Regions from separate parts of the Homo sapiens genome. Here region 1 is linked to region 2. Evidence: chromatin loops called from intact Hi-C (ENCODE). Cell type or tissue: transverse colon. All regions are shown on one strand. Each heading gives the region's core, and the rest is flanking DNA. Links, peaks and the distances in the headings are about the cores only. Region 1 overlaps FA2H (fatty acid 2-hydroxylase). Region 2 has its middle 10 kb from the start of FA2H.

Region 1 (2,806 bases), core at 10-2,509, 58 kb after region 2:
TGCCCACACTCCCTGTCATCCTTTCCTCTCTCCCCCTTGTCAAATCCCCCATGTTGATGAACTCCAAACCAAAACCCAGATCCTCTGCAAAGCCCTCCTCGCCTACCGTGACCCGGGCATTTGTACCAGCCATTCTGCCTCTGGATCTCAGCCTGCTTTGTATCTCCACTAAACTATCCTGCTTGGCATGCCACATCTCATTGAGCACTTAATGCAGGTACCGTTATTATTTTTTTATTTTTGAAGAGACGGAGTCTCGAACTATTGCCCAGGCTGGTCTCAAACTACTGGCCTCAAGCAGTTATCCTGCCTCAGCCTCCCAAAATGCAGGGTTTACAGGCATGAGCTACTGCAACCAACAATTACTTCCATTTTATAGCTGGGGAAACTGAGGCTCAGAGAGGTTAAGTAATTTTCCAGAAATCACACAGTAAATGGCAAATGGATTTGTACCCAGGCCTGACTTCCGAGTCTAACTGTAAGCACTAAGCTACATGAAACAAGGTTGGCCTCTTTCATTCCTGTTGATTCTTCCCAGCACCTAGCATAGAAATAAATATATATATAAAAAATAAATTGCTGAATAAATGATTGAATGAATTAATTACCCAGGCCAACACCAAGAAGCCTGGGGAAAAGAGCCCACTTCATTCCTGATACAAAATGTATTACCTCCTGTACCTCAAGAGTCCTGAGCAAGACTTTAAACTTCAGATGTGGCTGAATCTGGATGCTCAGATATCATCACTGAGATTCTGTCTCTCTAGCTCTTGGTTTGGCCATCTTCTGTGCTGGTGGCATCTTCAGGCAGGCTCTGCTAGTAAATCCAGGCTCATGCCCTGCCGATTTAGCACCTCCAACAGAAAGAGGGATCATCTGATGGCTCATCACACCAGCTTAGGTCGCAAACCTTTACCGGATCCTATTGCTGTGGCTGGGGGCTGGGATGAGCAGCTTGGTCAGTTCTTGATCACTGAAGCAGGAGGGTGGGTGGCCCCACACAGATCACAGGAGCTGAGGTAGGAGCAGGGGATTGGGATGCTGTAACGAGGAAATGGGAGAACGAATATGGGAAGACGTGAATATCAAACGTCCACTTGGCTTCATCTCTTGCAGGACCTGGTGGACTGGCGAAAGCCTCTCCTGTGGCAGGTGGGCCACTTGGGAGAGAAGTACGATGAGTGGGTTCACCAGCCGGTGACCAGGCCCATCCGCCTCTTCCACTCAGACCTCATTGAGGGCCTCTCTAAGACTGTCTGGTGAGCTCTTCCCTGAGCCTGTGGCAGGCTGTCCCTCTCTTCTGACGGTGCCAATCAGATATGGAAAGGGAGGGGGCAATTGAGTCCCTCCCCAGAGCCCAGGTCTATGCTGTAAAGCTGTCAGGGAGGGAGGAACATGCCATGGGAATAATTCATCCCTATGCATGGTTTTGTCCACTGGGTGGGTCACAACCCAGCATGTAGCCAGAAACTACATTGAATGCCACCTCTGGTCTATTCCAGACTCTTATGAGGAGTTTCTTGCCCACGATGCGCATGGGAACAATTTTGCCTGCAATTAGCTCCTCTGCCACAAGAGGTCAGCATCTGACCAGTTGCATAGAGTCAGTAGCCCTGGGGACACAGTTCTTTTCTGCCAGTAACTCATCTCAGAGACAGGAGGCAGATGGACTCACAGCCTCTCTCCTCTTTTCTCTTCCCCACTCCCTGTACCAGTGTCCCTTTGACCCCAGGTCTCCATAGGCATTCTGCATATGCTTTGGTGTCATCTTGTCCCCAATCCAGTTGAGTTATGTGTCTCTAAGAAAGCTGGACCCTGCCGGGCATGGTGGCTCACGCCTGTAATCCCAACACTTTGGGAGGCCAAGGTGGGTGGATCACCTGAGGTCAGGAGTTCGAGACCAGCCTGACAACATGGTGAAACCCCATCTCTACTAAAAATACAAAATTAGCTGGGTGTGGTGGCACATGCCTGTAATCCCAGCTACTTGGGAGGCTGAGGCAGAAGAGTCACTTGAACCCCAGAGGCAGAGGTTGCAGTGAGCCGAAATCACGCCATTGCACTCCAGCCTGGGCAACAAGAGTGAAACTCCGTCTCAAAAAAAAAAAGAAAGCTGTACTCTGTCAAGCTCCTGTGCATGTATCTCTCTCACCCTGATGGCCTTCCTGCAGGTACAGTGTCCCCATCATCTGGGTGCCCCTGGTGCTGTATCTCAGCTGGTCCTACTACCGAACCTTTGCCCAGGGCAACGTCCGACTCTTCACGTCATTTACAACAGGTAATGCCAGTTTCTTTCCTGACTTGCCCTGAGGATCCTAGAGGGAGGAGACCTCAGTGCTTTCCCTGGCCCAGAGTTTCTGAGAGCACAGAACCCCAAACTACATCACAGACATTTTTGGTGAAGCCTCTCTGTAGAAATAGTCTTCCAAAGAAGAATTTTGTCTGACTCCCATCTACCCCCCAAATGGATACAAAACCCAACAACACATCAGCAGAAACTAAATGGAATCATCGGGTGGCATAGCAATAAAAAAAGAGAGAGAGAGAGATTGAGTGCCTCTCATTGAGTGTCACACCAAAAGACACATGATGTGGGATTCTTTGCTAAGAAACTAAATGAAATCACTTCATCGGGTGACACAGCTGAGAGCTAGACTCGGACTGGCCTATGAACCCAGCACAGATTAGCAGAGAACTTGGGAGAGAAAGATCTGGGAGTGTCCTAGAGTGTGTCCAAGGCAAAGGCTCAGGCAGCAGACCCCCAGACTGGGAGTAATGGCCCACTAACCTCTATGGGACACTTGCC
Region 2 (2,806 bases), core at 187-2,686:
AGATAATTGAATTATGGGGGTGGTTTCCCCCATACTGTTCTCATGGTAATGAATCAGTCTCACAAGATCTGATGGCTTTACAATGGGAAACTCCTTTTGTGTGGCTCTCATTTCTCTCTTGCTGCCGCCATGTAAGAAGCACCTTTTACCTTCTGATTGTGAGGCCTCTCCAAGCACATGGAATTGTGAGTCCATTAAATCTCTTTTTCTTTATAAATTACCCTGTCTTGGGTATGTCTTTTTTTTCTTTTTTCTTTTTTTGTTCTGAGACAGAGTCTCCTCTGTTGCCCATGCTGGAGTGCAGTGGTGTGATCTCGGCTCACTGCAACCTCTGCCTACTAGGTTCAAGCGATTCTCCAGCCTCAGCCTCCCAAGTAGCTGGGATTACAGGTACCTGCCACCACATCTGGCTAATTTTTGTATTTTTAGTAAAGATTGGGTTTCACCATGTTGGCCAGGCTGGTCTCGAACTCCTGATCTCAAGTGATCCACCCGCCTCGGCCTCCCAAAGTGCTGGGATTACAGGCATGAGCCACTGCACCCAGCCGTATGTCTTTATCACCAGTGTGAAAATGGACTAATATAACTTGTGAGCAGCTGGCCTCTGCCAGACGGACCAACACTGGGCACTGGGTGACAAGCTGGCATTGAGGGAGAGCTCAGGCCTGGGACCTTTCCTCTCCTCCCTGATGCCAGGATAGCTGAACATGTCCATAACCATGATCATGATCTTAACCATAACAATAACAACACCAGATTCCACTCCACACTTGCACGACGCCAAGCAGCTCACAGAAAACTTTCTTCTGTGCTATCTCATTTGACTTTCCTGACAGCCTTTGACTCAGCCAGGACAGCAATTTTTGATCCCTATTTTATACAGAAAGAAACTGAATATTCACAGCAGCACTGTTCGTAATAGCCAAAGGTAAAAACAACCCAAAAGTCAGTCACCCGGTGAATGGATAAACAAAATGGGATATATCCATAGAATGGCACACTATTGGGCCATGAAAAGGAATGAAGTACTGACACCTGCTGCCACGTGGATGAACTTCGAAAATGCTGTGCTAAGTAAAAGAAGTCAGCACAAAGGTCACATGTTGTATGATTCCTTTTCTATGAAATATCCAGAATAGGACAATCCATGAAGACAGAGAACAGATTAGTAGTTGCCAGGAGCTAGGAGAAGAACAGGATAGAGAAGGACTGCCAGTGGATCTGGGGTTTCCTTTTGGGGTGGTGAAAATATTTGGAGAAGATGATTGCACAGCACTGTGACTGTACTAATGCCCTTGAGTTGTATGTATTAAAATGGTTAAAATGATGAATTTTATGTTTTGTGAACTTTAATGCAAGTTTTTTGTTGTTGTTTTTGAGACAAGGTCCGGCTCTGTTGCTCAGGCTGGAGTGCAGTGGTATGATCTCGACTCACTGCAACCTCCACCTCCCAGACTCCAGCAATCCTCCCACCTCAGCCTCCTGAGTAGCTGGAACTACAAGCGTGTCCCTCCAGGCTCAGCTAATTTTTGTAGAGACAGGCCTTCGCTATGTTGCCCAGGCTGGTCTCGAATTACTGGACTCAAGCAATCCACCCGCCTCGGCCTCCCAAAGTGCTGGGATTACAGGCGTGAGCCACCACACCCAGCTCATGTACACACATTCTGTGATGTTCATATAATGATGAAATAGCCTAATGATGCATTGCTTAGACTGTATACCTGCCATTAAGTGACACATGACTGTATACATTTGATTTATGTGAAAGTGATACCTCAGAGCCATGTAGAAAAGAGTGTGGTCTTTTCAACAAGTGTTGCTGAATAGACTGGATATATACATGGAAAAAAATACTAATCTCGACCCATATCTTACACCATACTAAAAAAATCAATCCCAAGTTGATTTTAGATCTAAATATGAAAAGTAAAAAAATAGAGCTTCCAGAAGAAAAGAATATATAGAAGAATATATTTATAATTTGGGGGTAGTCAAATATTTCTTAAGATACAAAAGCCATAATCATAAACTAAAAGACTGATAAACTACTTTAAATTTTAAAGGCCAGGTGCGGTGGCTTACGCCTGTAATCCTAGCACTTTGGGAGGCTGAGGCAGGCAGATCACCTGAGGTCAGGAGTTCAAGACCAGCCTGACCAACATGGTGAAACTCTGTCTCTACTAAAAATACAAAAAATTAGCTGGGCGTAGTGGCGCATGCCTGTAATCCCAGCTACTTGGGAGGCTGAGGCAGCAGAATTGGTTGAACCCGGGAGGCAGAGGTTGTGGTGAGCCAAGATCACACCATTGCACTCCAGCCTGGGCAACAAGAGCAAAAACTCCGTCTAAAAAAAAAAAAAAAAATGTTCCTCAGCTGGGCACAGTGGCTCACGCCTATAATCCCAGCACTTTGGGAGGCCGAGGTGGGCGGATCACCTGAGGTCAGGAGTTCAAGACCAGCCTGGCCAACATGGCAAAACCCTGTCTCTGCAAAAATACAAAAATTAGCTGGGTGTGGTGACCGGTGCCTGTAATCCCAGCTACTAAGGAGGCTGAGGCGGGAAAATCACTTCAACCCAGGATGCAGAGGTTGCAGTGAGCCGAGATCATGCCATTGCACTCCAGCCTGGGTGACAGAGCAAGACTCCATCTCAAAAAAAAAAAAAAAAAAAAAAAAAGTCCGGGTGCAGTGGCTCACGCCTGTAATCCCAGCACTTTGGGAGGCTGAGGTGAGTGGGTCACGAGGTCAGGAGTTCGAGACCAGCCTGGCCACCTACTAAAAATACAAAAAATTAGCTGGGCATGGT

Evidence for each region. Peaks named below come from ENCODE experiments on the same cell type or tissue, not always from the same donor. Only the 100,000 strongest peaks of a DNase experiment are listed, where the experiment ranks them.
Region 1: a loop joins it to region 2, with 5 times the contacts of the local background. A loop is called at or near these places in 12 of 110 quality-filtered maps.

What each region holds. Positions count from the first base shown.
Region 1 is chr16:74,725,697-74,728,502 of GRCh38, reverse strand. It overlaps FA2H (fatty acid 2-hydroxylase), which reads left to right. Exons shown (of 7, transcript NM_024306.5): 3 at 1,117-1,259; 4 at 2,172-2,278. Among named protein-coding and RNA genes, the nearest start is that of MLKL, 26 kb to the right of the region's middle. In transverse colon, for the core only: a CTCF peak has its summit at 1,567 (motif pointing right); a DNase peak (open chromatin) is centred at 2,232; H3K27ac peaks cover 577 bases.
Region 2 is chr16:74,783,466-74,786,271 of GRCh38, reverse strand. No RefSeq gene overlaps it. Among named protein-coding and RNA genes, the nearest start is that of FA2H, 10 kb to the right of the region's middle. In transverse colon, for the core only: no CTCF peak of the experiment used is centred there; a DNase peak (open chromatin) is centred at 1,601.